4 separate regions of the Homo sapiens genome follow, and all the other regions are linked to region 1. Evidence: chromatin contacts called from ENCODE Hi-C or POLR2A ChIA-PET data. All regions are on one chromosome and are shown on one strand. The core of a region is the stretch at or near the end of the contact, and the rest is flanking DNA. Distances in the headings are between cores, read along the strand shown. Region 1 holds the start of SLX4 (SLX4 structure-specific endonuclease subunit). Region 2 holds the start of GLIS2 (GLIS family zinc finger 2). Region 3 has its middle 8.0 kb from the start of CLDN9. Region 4 holds the start of MMP25-AS1 (MMP25 antisense RNA 1).

What was found. Hi-C counts contacts between places; a loop is a spot of excess contacts on that map. ChIA-PET counts read pairs that join two places held with the same protein, here RNA polymerase II (POLR2A). Pooled maps may share reads with other maps.
Region 2: a loop to region 1 is called in a pooled map, with 2.7 times the contacts of the local background. The contact joins the promoter of GLIS2 here to the promoter of SLX4 in region 1. A Hi-C loop is called at or near these places in 10 of 50 pooled maps.
Region 3: a loop to region 1 is called in a pooled map, with 9 times the contacts of the local background. The contact joins the enhancer-like site here to the promoter of SLX4 in region 1. A Hi-C loop is called at or near these places in 2 of 50 pooled maps. POLR2A ChIA-PET finds 5 or more read pairs at or near these places in 2 of 52 experiments (AG04450 and naive thymus-derived CD8-positive, alpha-beta T cell).
Region 4: a loop to region 1 is called in a pooled map, with 6 times the contacts of the local background. The contact joins the promoter of MMP25-AS1 here to the promoter of SLX4 in region 1. A Hi-C loop is called at or near these places in 4 of 50 pooled maps. POLR2A ChIA-PET finds 5 or more read pairs at or near these places in 2 of 52 experiments (GM10248 and activated naive CD4-positive, alpha-beta T cell).

Annotation. Positions count from the first base shown.
Region 1 is chr16:3,609,926-3,613,015 of GRCh38, reverse strand. SLX4 (SLX4 structure-specific endonuclease subunit) reads left to right here and starts at 1,410. Exons shown (of 15, transcript NM_032444.4): 1 at 1,410-1,456. It also overlaps a transcript of DNASE1 not described here. RefSeq lists an enhancer at 1,093-1,162 and a silencer at 1,203-1,552.
Region 2 is chr16:4,314,470-4,317,559 of GRCh38, reverse strand. GLIS2 (GLIS family zinc finger 2) reads right to left here and starts at 1,493. Exons shown (of 7, transcript NM_032575.3): 1 at 1,306-1,493. RefSeq lists enhancers at 1-231, 2,353-2,865, 2,866-3,090 and a silencer at 2,658-2,952.
Region 3 is chr16:3,003,348-3,006,437 of GRCh38, reverse strand. No RefSeq gene overlaps it. Among named protein-coding and RNA genes, the nearest start is that of CLDN9, 8.0 kb to the left of the region's middle. RefSeq lists enhancers at 176-470, 2,276-2,570, 1,717-2,675 and silencers at 2,132-2,221, 2,232-2,331, 2,276-2,570, 2,318-2,611. Within about 2 kb of position 1,602, at least 13 of the 41 ENCODE cell types and tissues checked have a DNase peak (open chromatin) inside an H3K27ac peak, as active enhancers do.
Region 4 is chr16:3,057,530-3,060,619 of GRCh38, reverse strand. It overlaps MMP25-AS1 (MMP25 antisense RNA 1), which reads left to right and starts at 1,250. Exons shown (of 5, transcript NR_123723.1): 1 at 1,250-1,624; 2 at 1,918-2,080. MMP25 (matrix metallopeptidase 25) reads right to left here. Exons shown (of 10, transcript NM_022468.5): 7 at 3,007-3,089; 8 at 2,287-2,439; 9 at 1,951-2,208; 10 at 1-1,793. The coding sequence ends at 1,522. It overlaps LOC124900372 (sialidase-like), which reads left to right and starts at 1,250. Exons shown (of 3, transcript XM_047435000.1): 1 at 1,250-1,624. RefSeq lists an enhancer at 107-1,012 and silencers at 1,051-1,520, 1,981-2,030, 2,171-2,300, 2,331-2,380.

The DNA.
Region 1 (3,090 bases), core at 161-2,660:
TGTGCATTTTATGATACTGTATCTTTTAAAAAACATATTGTCTGCCCTGCAAACTGATTCCTTTACACCTCTCCTGTGTTCATTATTTCAGTGACTGGAGGCACACTACTCTCAGATGTTAAGGCCAGAAACCGGCAAATCGTTAACAACTGCGTCTTGACTATGCTCCATATTTCTCCATTCTTTTCGCTCCACCTCCTAATTCGGGCCGCTCTCACTTTTCATCTAGATTATGTAATAGCCTCCTAATGGGTGTCCTTGCCTCATCTGTTCTCACTGTAATTAGGCCTTTAAAAACAAAATCTTACGCCGGGCGTGGTGGCTCACGCCTGTAATCTCAGCGCTTTGGGAGGCCGAGGCGGGAGGATCTCTTGCGGCCAGGGCTCGAGACCAGCCTGGGCAACATAGTGAGACTCCCCCCCCCGCCCCCACCGCCCGTCTCTACTTAAAAAAAAAAAAAAAAAAAGCCGTGAGCGGTGGCTCACGCCTGTAATCCCACCACTTTGGGAGGCCGAGGCGGGCGGATCACCTGAGGTCAGGAGTTGGAGACCAGCCTGGGCAACAGAGTGAAACCTAGTCTCTACTAAAAACACAAAAATTAGCTGGGCGTGGTGACTGGCGCCTGTAATCCCAGCTACTTGGGAAGGTGAGGCACAAGAACCGCTCGAACCCGGGAGACAGAGGTTGCAGTGAGCCGAGATCGCGCCACTGCACCCCAGCCTGGGCAACAAGAGCAAAACCCCGTCTCAAAAAACAAACAACAAAAAACCTTCAATGGCTCCCGACGACCCCAAGTTGAAGCTCAAACCCTTAATACGATGTGTAAAGTCCCTCAAATACCAAGCCATGGCAAACCTCTGCTACCTTTCCCCCAGGCCCTGGCTGGCTTCACCCTAGCCCTGCGGAAGAGCTCGGGCATCCCCTCCAGGCACCTGAAGCGCGGCAGAATCCCCTCTTCACGTAGCTAACCCTCCCCGACCTCCAGGCCTCGACTCTCACGCCACCCCACCTGAGAGGAAGCTTCTCGGGCCCCCAGGCCAGATTTGGTGCCTCTCCCGGTCCCCCTCACACCGTCCACTCTCCGCTCCACAGGCAGGTATGCCCAGAGGGGGCCGCCGTTGTATCCGCGAACATTTCCTGAGCCAGCTGGGGAGGAACCAGACTTTATCTCACAGCTGCCACAGTGCCTTAAACTCGCCCTAACTCTTTCTCAAAAACTAACAGACTCCACCTGAAGCAAGCGCCGCTTCCGCCTCGCCCCGCCTCCTGCCGACCGGAAGCGCTGGCCGCCGCGGGCCCGCGCCCGGCGCCGCAGAGGAAGACCGGAAGCGAGGCTGCCGCACCACCGCGCGCGCCCGCTCTGCGCCTGCGCGCAGGCAATGCTCCGCGGGGGCGCGGGCGGCGCATGCGCAGGCGCGCGAGTCTCCGTTAAGAAGGTGCCGCGGCGGCGCCGGAGGTAGGAGGAGCCGGGCTGTGGGGCTGGGAGTCGGCACCCGGGAGGCGGAGGTCCTGTCATTTCGGGCCGTTCTCTCTTTCCTAAGGGAGAAGAGCCTTTCTCGCCCGTCTCCCTCGCTGGCTCCGTGGCCTCGGCAGGCCCGCAGCCCCGACGGAGAGGCAGGAGCCGCACTCGGGTGGAGAGGGGCCGGGGCCCGCCTGGAGGGAGGAGGGTGGCGGATCCGGATCCCCACGGTGGTCTCCGTCCGGGCCAGTCCGGGGATCGGGGTTCTCCGTCTGACTTTAGAGCCGTTAGAGTCTTTGGCAGCCCTTTTCCCAGACGGGGAACCCCTCAGCCCCTTTCCGTAGGTCGCCGGGTTGGGGGAAGCGGGAGGGTCCGCCCCTTACCGATCCATTCATTCATCCCTCGCCTGCTGTGAGCCGTGGGCTGCGGTAGGTACGAAGCAAGGAGGCACAAGTCCCCTTCCCTCTGGAAACCTGCAGGCTTGCAGGATCCGTTATGTCATTCAGTAAATCTTGACTGGGCACCTATAGGAGGAGATAGACTGTTGTGAGGTTCATATCAACAGAGATGCGGAGATCAACACAGTTGTGGAGGTGGAATTTGTTCCAGCCGCTCCCCGCATCCAACAGGATAAAATTCACTTTGCCTAGCCTGACCTTCCAGGCCCTTGTGAGCCAATCCTTTCCTCTCCCCGCAGCGTTTTCTCCTACACCTTTCTCTCTACTCCCATTATACCGAACTCTTTGCAATTCATGAATTCAACAAGTAGTTGTGGAGCACTTATTTCAAGTCAGGCACCAGATCAGCCAAAGAGGTTGCAAAGTAATAGATGGATCTCTACCCTCCTGAAGTGTTGAGCTTAATGGGGGACAGATAATAAGCCGATGAATAAAAACACAAGAGCGGATAGTTTCGAACCACACTTCCTGGGTTTGATCCCAGCCCTGCCACTGTGAAAGCTGTTCCTGAACTGGCTTTAGGCCAGTTCCTCATTCTGCTTGCGCGTGTTTCCTTGCCGTAAAGACAGGATGACAAGAGATTCCACCATATAGGCTTCTTGTAAGGATTAAACGAGTTTGACTTGGAAAGCAATTGGAACAGTGCTTGGCACACAGTAAGCATTCGATAGATATTACCTGTTTCATATGATGATAACCTATGACAGATGCCATTGTGAAAACAGTGGGCGATGATAGGGATTAACGGGGATGGAGACGGTCCATAAAGGATTAGAGGACACTTCTCTAAGGGGAAGACACAGAAGAGAATGCGCCAGCCATACAAAGTAGATTCTAGGTAGGAGTATTTTCAGCTCTGGAAAACAAAATGATTAATTAGATTCCTTGGACAGTGGAGATTGCATTATTGTATTTGAAAGGAATAACTTTCTGCCATTGGGTCATTCAGTTTTGATTTTTGAACCCCACTTAGCTGTGTGCCAAAGTAAACAACCATGCTCACGAGGCCCAGCCTTTGCACACAGGCGACATTCCAGTCATCCAGGTTTGGAGAGCCTTGCTGGGTTGAGAAGATAAGTAAAAGTGACCTTTTCTCTCCTGAGTGTTCATGAGAATATAATGTCTCTTTCTGTCTCTTATGTTGCAGTATTTACAGAAAGAGCCTCTTTAACA
Region 2 (3,090 bases), core at 244-2,743, 700 kb before region 1:
CCTGGACAGCTGTGGCACTGTGGCACCAGAATGGGGCTTGGGGAGGGGTGACCCAAGGGGCCAGTTTCCCCTCCCCTGAGCCCGGGGGCTGGAAGGCCCTCCGAAGCGCAGTGTCTCTGGGCTTCCTCCCCAGCCGCAGGCTGGCCCCACCTTCCCTCCAGGATGCCAGGACACGCAGGATGGCGGCCTACTACCCAGGGTGCCAGCCTCCAAGAACCATGGCCCAGGCCCTTTCCATGGCCCAGACCAAGCCCAGGCCTTGGCCAGGTCCCCAGCCGGCCTGGCTGCCCCCTCAGTGTCAAGCGTTCCCTCCAGAGCCAAGATCCTGGGCTGTGATGGCTGGGGGCCCAGGGCCCCTCCCAGCATCCCTTCCAGCTTCCCAGGCCCCAGGGCAGGGCTGGGCAACTCCTTGAAACCATTGCTTCCCGGCCACCCTCTGGCCAGGCTGGGCGGGCCCTCCTGGACAGGCAGACAGGCTGCACGCTGCCCTGCTGTGGCCCGAGTACCCTGCTGGGCAGGGCAGCATGCCAAGGCCTCCAGGTGCCAGCCTGGATTCCAGCCCCATCCCAGGGGGCCAGCGGGGAAGCTGTGCGTGCTTCTCCTCCCTCGGGATGCACCTGCCTCGCCCCCTCCTCCACCCGCTCCAGACCCGCCCTCCGGCGAGTATGGACCCCTTGCCATCTCCTCCCTGCCAGGCCGGTCGCCTGCGTCCACCCGGACCGCAGGGGAGTAACAAGTGCCTGACTTGTCCCAAACTCCCAGTCCTGACCCCCCAGGGACGCCCCTTCCCGAGGTCCAAGGAAGGACCCGGGCTTGCGAGGGGCAGCAGGAGGGAGACTCTCCCGGCCAAGGGAGGAGGCACCTTCCAAAGCCCTTCCTAGCAGCAGCCCCGGCGCGGCCGAGAGGAGGGGCGGCTGCCCCGGACAACTTCATGCCCAGGCTCCGGGTACCCCCCTCTCACCTCGCCGCACGCCCCCCACCGCGGCCGCCCAACTTCCCAGCTGAAGTTTGCGCCCGCCCCGGGCCCGGGCGCTGCTCGGCCCGGCCTCCAGACGGAGGGAAGGAAGGAGGGAGAAGAAAGACCGAGAGCTCGAGGGACCCGGCCGGGGAGCCGGCGAGGGAGGGAGCGCGCGAGCCAGCGAGCGAGCGAACGCGGGGGCCTCGGCGAGGGCTCACAATGGCCCGGGGCGCGGACGCGAGCGGGGGAGGAGACCCTCGGGCCCCGCAGCCCCGGCGCGACAGGCGGGCCCCCCCCCCCCCGCCCCGGCCCGGTCCCCACGGCGCGACGCCCGGGGGGCTTCCTACCTCAGCGGCGGGGGCGGTCGGGATCCGGGCTGCGGGCTCCGGCGGTCGGGGGGCGCGGGGAGCCGAGCGGGGGAGGGGCCGGGACGGGCGGGGGCCGGGGCGCGAGGCCTCACGGGGCGCGGGCTCCCCTGGCACGGCCGCCCGGCGCCCGGCCGCTCCGCCACATCTGCAGCTCGGGCAGGGAAGGTGGCCGCGGCGGCCGGGCCGTGCGGGGATGTCTTAGAGGGAGGGCGGGCGGGCGGGAGGAGGGAGGAGGGAGGCGGCGGGAGGAGGGCCCGCCGGCCGCGGAGGAGGGCGAGGAGGAGGGGCGCGGGGGGCGGCCTCCACCCCTCCCCTCGCTCGCTCGCTCCCTCCCTCCCAGCAAAACCCCTCTCACCGCTGCGGCCCCAGGCCCGGGGCGCCAGCTGCCAGGCGGGGCGTGCGCGTCGGGGGAGGGGGCGGCGGGAGCCGGCGCTGGGCCGAGGGAGGGGGAAGGGAGGGCGGCGCGGCCGCGGGGAGCGGGCACCGGGAGGGAGGGGTGAGGGAGGGAAGTGGGGCGCCGAGCCGCGCGCGTCCTCCTCGGCCCCATCCTCACGCCACCCCCCCCCCGCGGCCCCGCCCCCGGCCCGAGGGCAGCGCTAGGACACGGCCGGGAGGTGGCCTGGGGGGGCGGGGGAGCCCGAGACGTCCCGCCCTCGGGGAAGCCCGAGGAGGGGGCCGGGCGCGCGGGCCCAGAGGAAAAGCCCCGCAGACCGGGAAGATGGAGGAGGTCGCGGCGGCGGAGCGGGCGGGGACCCCTCGCCTCCTCCCGCGGGGTCACCTTGGCCAGGCCCCCCTGCGGCCCCGGGCGGCGGGGAAGGCGGCAGGAATGCCTCTCTGCGGGCCCTGATTTCTCCGCCCAGCCCAGTTCCAGGAACGCGCAGGCAGCGCCCGGCGGGCAGAGGTCCCGGATCCCGATGCCGGGCGGCGCAAACCAGTTTTCGGGGCCCGGCGCAACCCCTCACGCTGGTGAGACGGCGGGCGACTCCCTGCCGTGCCCTCGGTCTCAGTTTCCCTCACGGTAGAATAACGACGAGGCCCGATGCCGAGCAATCCGAGCTTCCGCTTGGTTCCTAGCTTGGTCCCAGCATTTGGGACCACCTGCGTCCACTAGCCCGAGCGCCGCGGGAGGTCTAGATCCCTCCTGGACATCAGCACCCTGCGCGGCGCCCGCGGCCAGGGCAGCGAGTGCAGTGAGCGGATACACGCGAGGGAGAAGCCCCGCACCCGGCCCAGCTGTTTTCTGCCTCGTGTTGAACCACAGACTCGCGTTCTTGAGTGTGTTTTGTTTGGGCTAATCCCGTGCCCCCCGCCCTGTTATCTTCTTGCTGCTCTGCTGTATGCTGGCAAATTGTAGTTCAAAAAAACAGCCCTCCTGCTGTTGGACACCCCCTCTTCCCAGCGCAGTTGGCCTTGAGGAGCCTAGGAGACGAAAAAGGCATCCCAGAATCAGCATCCCCTAGAGGTGAGGCATCTGACGCTGGTTTTAAGTCCGTCTTCATTCGTGCATTTGATGCTGCGGTCCCCGCCAGAGCCCGAAGCACGTGGCTCTTGATCACAAGGCATCCATGGCAGGCACAAGGCTTGGCACATAGTAGGTGCTCCTGGGCTGGTGCCCAGATGGACACATAGCAGGTGCTCATGGGTTATGTGGACACACAATCGATGCTCATTGCATTTTAAGAGAATGCACACATAGTAGGTGCTCATGGGCTGGTGCCCAGATGGACACATAGCAGGTGCTCATGGGTTATGTGGACACACAAT
Region 3 (3,090 bases), core at 353-2,852, 610 kb after region 1:
ACATGGTGAAACCGCATCTCTACCAAAAATAAAAAAAATTAAAAAATAAAATTTTTACTGCAGTCACAAAGAACTAGTACACTGCCCTTCTTGGTGGTGGGTCCCGGGCTCTCCGAGGTCCCCCAGGGTCAAGGTTGGCTTTCTGATACCAGTCCTAGGCTGCTGGAGAAGAGCCCACTGAGAAAGAATTTTCGCCTGATTACCTGAGCTCAGGCCACCTAGGGAACAAAGAGAACTTTATTAAGTTGTAGAGGCTGCACAGAAACTGGCAGGTGGGGTGCAGGCAAAGCTGGAGAGAACAGGAGCTTCCTCTCAGGGCCCAGCCCGGGTGGGGGTGGGGGAAGCTCTCCTGTCCCATGGGGATGACTTCACAGCCCTTGCATGTGACCCTTGGGTCCAGTATCGATCCCCACCACTGCTTCCCTGGTGCGCACAGCCAGCCCGACCCCTGGATCTGTTTCAGTTGAAAATTTGACTTCTGAAGACTTTTCAAAGGCCGGGCGCAGTGGCTTATGCCTGTAATCCCAGCAGTTTGGGAGACGGGCGGATCACCTGAGGTCTGGAGTTTGAGACCAGCCTGACCAAAATGGAGAAACCCCGTCTCTACTAAAAATAGAAAATTAGCTGGGCGTGGTGGCGCATGCCTGTAAACTCAGCTACTCAGGAGGCTGAGGCAGGAGAATCGCTTGAACCCAGGAGGCGGAGGCTGTGGTGAGCCGAGATTATGCCATTGCACTCCAGCCTGGGCAACAAGAACGAAACTCCGTCTCAAAAAAAAAAAAAAAAAAAAAAAGACTTTTGCGGCAGGATCAGAATTTTCAAGAGCCATACACTGAGGATGGCCTTAGCCATGGCATCCAGACCCTTTATTTATAAGAGAAATGAAATATTTGGATATAGTTAAAGCACTTTAAACTTTTTTTTTTTTTTTTGAGACGGAGTTTAGCTCTTGTTGCCTAGGCTGGAGTGCAATGGCACCATCTCGGCTCACCCCAACCTCCGCCTCCCGGGTTCAAGCGATTCTCCTGCCTCAGCCTCCCGAGTAGCTGGGATTACAGGCATGTGCCACCACGCCCGGCTAATTTTGTATTTTTAGTAGAGACAGGGTTTCTCCATGTTGGTCAGGCTGGTCTCAAACTCCTGACCTCAGGTGATCCGCCAGCCTCAGCCTCCCAAAGTGCTGGGATTATAGGCGGGAGCCACCGCGCCCGGCCCAGCACTTTAAACTTTTGTTTTCATACCCTTGATCCCCATTTCCTTGGACACGTGCTGTGGGCCCCGCCCGCTGCCCTGATCACTAGCCAGGTTATCAGCCCAGGGGACGGGTTACATTCTCAAATAACCTAGCAAGAGGCCTGCTGGAGGGCAGCAGGGGAAAATGGAAGACCCGAATCTTTAGACAAGTCTATTTTCAGACTCGCTCCTTTCTCTACCAAACCTGAGCTGCTTCCGATTCTCCTTCTCTCTTCCCCAAACTGGGCTCTAACCCCCGTCCTCTGAATCCATGCCCGGGGAAGGTGGCTACGGGCACTGGCCCTGTCGGGGGCTGCCTACTCACCCGCCGCGGGAGGGGCCAGGTCAGCAGGGCGGCGACAGGAAGAAATGCGGGGACAGGGGCACGGGCGGTGGCAGGGGAAAGGCGGACAGCAGCCATGGGTCGCGGGTCTCGGGGGCCGTCAGCAGGCTGAAGGGAGAGGGTCGCGCGGGCAGCGGCGGAAGCGGATGCGGCGGCGGCTCGGAGACCAGGGGCGGGCGGACGAGCGCGCCCACGGGCCCAGGGGCTGAGGCGACGGCGGACACGGGCAGCGGAAGCAGCGGTAGGAGCGCGGGCGGAGCGCGCGGGCGCGGGCAGGCGCGGCAGGTCCTGCAGTGCGAGCACGGCGGCGGAGAGCGCGGGTGAGCAGGCTTCGGGCGGCAGCTCGGGCAGTGCCAGATGCGCGCCGGGGCCCCAGGGCGCCAGCGGCTCGGGCCGCAGCGGGAGCGCGGGCAGCGGTGGCAGCTCGGCCAGGGCGAGAGCGGAGGGCGTCGGCGGCCCGGGGCTCAGGCCGGGCGGCAGGCCGGGCAACGGCGGGTGCGGCAGGGACGGCGGGGGCAGCGGGGTGGGCGGCAGCGTCGAGCGGGCCCGGCCCAATCGCGAGTGGGCGCGGGCGCGGGCGAGCCGCGGGTGCGAGCTGGAGCGGGGCAGCCGCGCCGCCAGCTTGGCTGCGGCCGCCACCCCGGTTGCGGCCGCCAGCCCAGGGCCCCAGAGCGCGCCGCCAGCCGTGACCTGGTACCTCGGGAGGTGGCCAAGCGCCGCACTCCGAGCGGCCCAGCCAATCGCAGATGCTCGCCGCCGCACCCCAACCAATCACGGGCCAGTGCGCTCGCGGTCTACGGGTCCCACCCGGCAGCTGTCAAGGGCTACCCTTGGCAGCCAATCAGAGATATGAGCGCGCTCCGCCAAGTTCTTCTTCCCGCCCTCTCCTGGTCCCAGCCAATCGCTGTGTCCCAGGTGCCGCAGCTGCTCCCCGCCCTCAGCTAGCCTGGCTATCAGGCGCTGCACACGCGCAGTGGGCGCCCCCACCTGGCTTGAGGATCTGCGGATTCGCTGCGACACCGAGGCGCGGCGCCTCACCAATTTTTTTTTTGTTTGTTTTTTAGGTGGCTTTTTTGGGGACTGAGCCCCTCACTCTGGCGCCCAGGCTACATTGCAGTGGCGCGGTCTTGGCTCAGTGAAGCCTCGACCTGCCGGACTAAAGCAGTTCTCCCGCCTCAGCCTCCCCAAGTAGCCGGGACTACAGGTGCACGCCACCACACCCGGCTAATTATTATGGTCTTTAAATTTAAAAAAAAAATTTTTTTTAGACGGAGTCTCGCTCTATCCCCCAGGCTGGAGTGCATTGGCGCAGTCTCAGCTGCAACCTCCGCCTCCTGGTTCAAACGAGTCTCCTGCCTCAGCCTCCTGAGCAGATGGGATTACGGGCGCCCGCCACCATGCCCGGCTAATTTTTGTGTTTTTAGTAGAGACGGGGTTTCGCCATGTTGGCCAGGCTGGTCTCGAACTCATGACCTCATGATGCACCCGCCTCGGCGTGCCAAAGTGCTGGGATT
Region 4 (3,090 bases), core at 1-2,500, 550 kb after region 1:
TTCCTGGCAGCCCAGAATTCCCAGGTAACTGACCAAAGTCTCCTGCCTTCTGTCCTCATGCTGATCTGTTTGTATGAGCAACTGGGGCAACCCCTCGCATGGTTGCTGGGACAGCCGCCCACAGCCTCAGCTCCAGGAAGCACTAGGGGGTCACTGAGGCTGGACAGCAACTTAGGAAGTGGCCCCTAAGTGACTCTACCCATGGGGTTCAGGCCATCGGTGTGGCCTGAACATATTGGTCCTGGGGTGGAGGAACACTGCAGAGCCACAGAAATGCCACGAAACAGCCAGCTACTGCCCCCCACAATCCCCGCGACTAGTTAAAATGCAGATTCCTGACCCCACCCTGAGTGAGGATTCAGGGTGAGTGTGGGATCTGCAAACTTAAATTTCCCAGTGATTCTGATGTGGGATAGTCTAGAAGAATAGTTCCAGAGGCAATCATTTAGATCCTAAAACTGTGGGGAGTGGGGACAGGGTGAACGAGGTGCCCCCAGGTTCCACCCACCCCTCACTCTAGAGCTAAGGCCTCCCAGGAGGGAGTGCTGAGGAGGCAATGACCAGGCCTGAGCCAGGGTTCGGTCCCTGTCTTTCCACCAGCGTTGAGTTGATGGGAGTCAAGCTGTTCTCTCCAGGGTGCAAGCAGGGAAGGGGTTCTTGGGGATAGAAGGGTTCCCCATTGAATGGAAGGCAGTTCTGGGCCCAGGGAGGTGCCCAAGTTGGGTGGCCTGGGGAGGAGGAGGTGGGTGGCGGGGGAGCAACGGAAAAGGTTAACAGCCTGGAGAGCAAGGGTCGTCCCTCCAGCCACTGATTCCACCACCCAGGACGTGGCGCATGGGTCCTCAGGGGTGATATCTGGGCTGGTTCCGGGTCTGGGTCCCAGGTCCCCACCAGTGTGGCAGTGACTGTAGGGGGGCCTTGTGGGAGCAGAACGGGGTGAGAAACTGCGGGTGGGAGAGGGGCAAGGCACAGCTTCGCAGTCAGGCCTGTCCTCTAACGACCCAGGAATGCCAGACGCAGTGGCCAGGCGGGGCGGGGCTGCGGAGAGTCCCAGGACTGCGCTCCGAGAAAAGCTGGCTCTTCCTGGAAAAGGAAGGTCCTGCGGGGCCAGCGCGCGACCGGGGCTGCCGTCCCTCCGGGTGAGGCCGCGGGCCCGCCCCTTGTCCTCCCCGCCCCTCCCCGGGCTCGGGAGGCGGGGTCCGACCGCCCCCTGGCGGCAGCCGGGAGGGAACGACGGGGGCGACGACCGACGCATGGTCCCAGCGCGCGTGCGCCCCTGAAGGCGGGTTCCGGTGGCAGCGCCGGGGTCTCAGACCCTGAGGAGACTGAGCCCAGCGCCAGGCGACCGGTCCCCGCCGCCGCCGCCCCTGCGCGGGAGATCCCCCCTGCTTAGTCCGCGCCCGAGCCCCCGTCCGTGGGAACAGACAAGGGGCCTCCGCAGCGCCTCACAACCCCCGACCAGGTCCAGCGGCGGGGGACTCGGCCGTGGAGGGCGCTGTTCGGTCTGGATGGCTCCCCCCATCAGCGGGAGGCTACACCCCCCACCAGCAGGGGCAAGAGGAGCAGCGGGATGGGAGCAGGCCAACGTCCTGCGGCCTGGTTGAGCTCGCACTGACAATCGCAGGTTTCGGACACGGGGGTCGCTTTGGGGGGCCTGGGGGCGCGGGGACCAGAGCTCGGGGCGGGGCAGTCCAGCCAGTTGGGCCCCATGGGCTGGGGGGCGTCCGGCTCGGTCTTGATGCTGTTCTTGGGGAAGCGCCAGTAGTGGGCGCCCTTGAAGAAGTAGGTGTCACCTGGAGGAGCAGAGCTTGAGTCCCGGTCCCTCCCCGCCCCGCCGCTCCCTGATGCCCAAGGACCCCCATCCCCGCAGGGTGGCCTCCATGTCCCCATTCCCCACATCCCTCTCCCCACCCCCAGGCCCAGTAACCCGCAGGTCACCGCGCTCCCCACCTGCGTTGCTGACGGTGACATCGTCAGGGGAGGGGGGCGCGCCTTCCCAGAGGCTCAGGTCGCGAGGGTAGCCGGGGTCCGGGCGCGCCGCCGCCTCGTCGTAGCGCCAGTACTGCCGGCCGCGGACCAGGTAGGTCTTCCCGTTCTGTGGCCACGAGAACACGGCGTCCACCTCCTCTCCCGGGGGCAGCCCCAGCTCCGTGAGCGGCCGCGCCCCGCCCTCCAGCTGCCGGTCCTGGAACACCCAGAACTGGGGCCCTGCAGGGTGGAGGCCGGGAGGTCAGGGGTGGGCTCCCCGCGCCGGCCCCAGCGCGCCCCGCCGCCGGCCCCACTCACCGCTAAAGAGGAGGATTCGGCCGTCTCGGTGCCGAGCATAGGCGGCCTGCACCACCCTCACCTGGGCGGGCAGCCCCTCCCAGAAGCGGTGCAGCCGTGCGGGTCGCGGGGACACCAGCTGTCCGGAGGGCTGGAGGCGCCAGAACCAGGGGCCTGCAGGGGACAAAGGGGTTCGCAGGAAGGCATGAGACAGCAGGAGGTCTCCTCCCCCAGGGTGTGTGGCTGGGTGGGGAGGGGTCCCATCTGGAAATCAAGGGCGCAATGGATCTAGGGTGACCAGCCCATCCTGGCCCGCCTGAGACTTTTCCCTTTTTAGCGCTAAAAGTGCCAGGGCCTTGCCTGGTGGCTCAGACCTGTAATGCCAGCACATTGGGAGGCTGACACCGGAGAATCACCTGAGCCAGGAGATTGAGCCCAGCCTGGGCAATATAGTGAGACTCCATCTCTACAAAATAATAAAATAAATTACTAGCAAGGCGTGGTGGCATGTGCCTGTGGTCCCAGCTACCAGGGAGGCTGAGGTGGGAGGATCGCTTGAGCCCAGTATTTTGAGGCTGCAGTGAGCCATGATCACACCACTGCACTGCGGCCCAGGCAACAAAGCAAGACCCTGTCTCAAAGAAGAAAAAAGTTCCGCTTCCAGGGTAAGCCCACAGCCCCAGTGGGTCACTGGAAGTGGGCAGGAAACCAACATATATGAGGCCAAGTGAAATGACTCACCTTTGAAGAAGAAAGTTTCCCCTCGGATGTTGGCGATGGCGTCAAAATTGCCCTCACATCGATCAGGGATGGGGAAGGATGGGC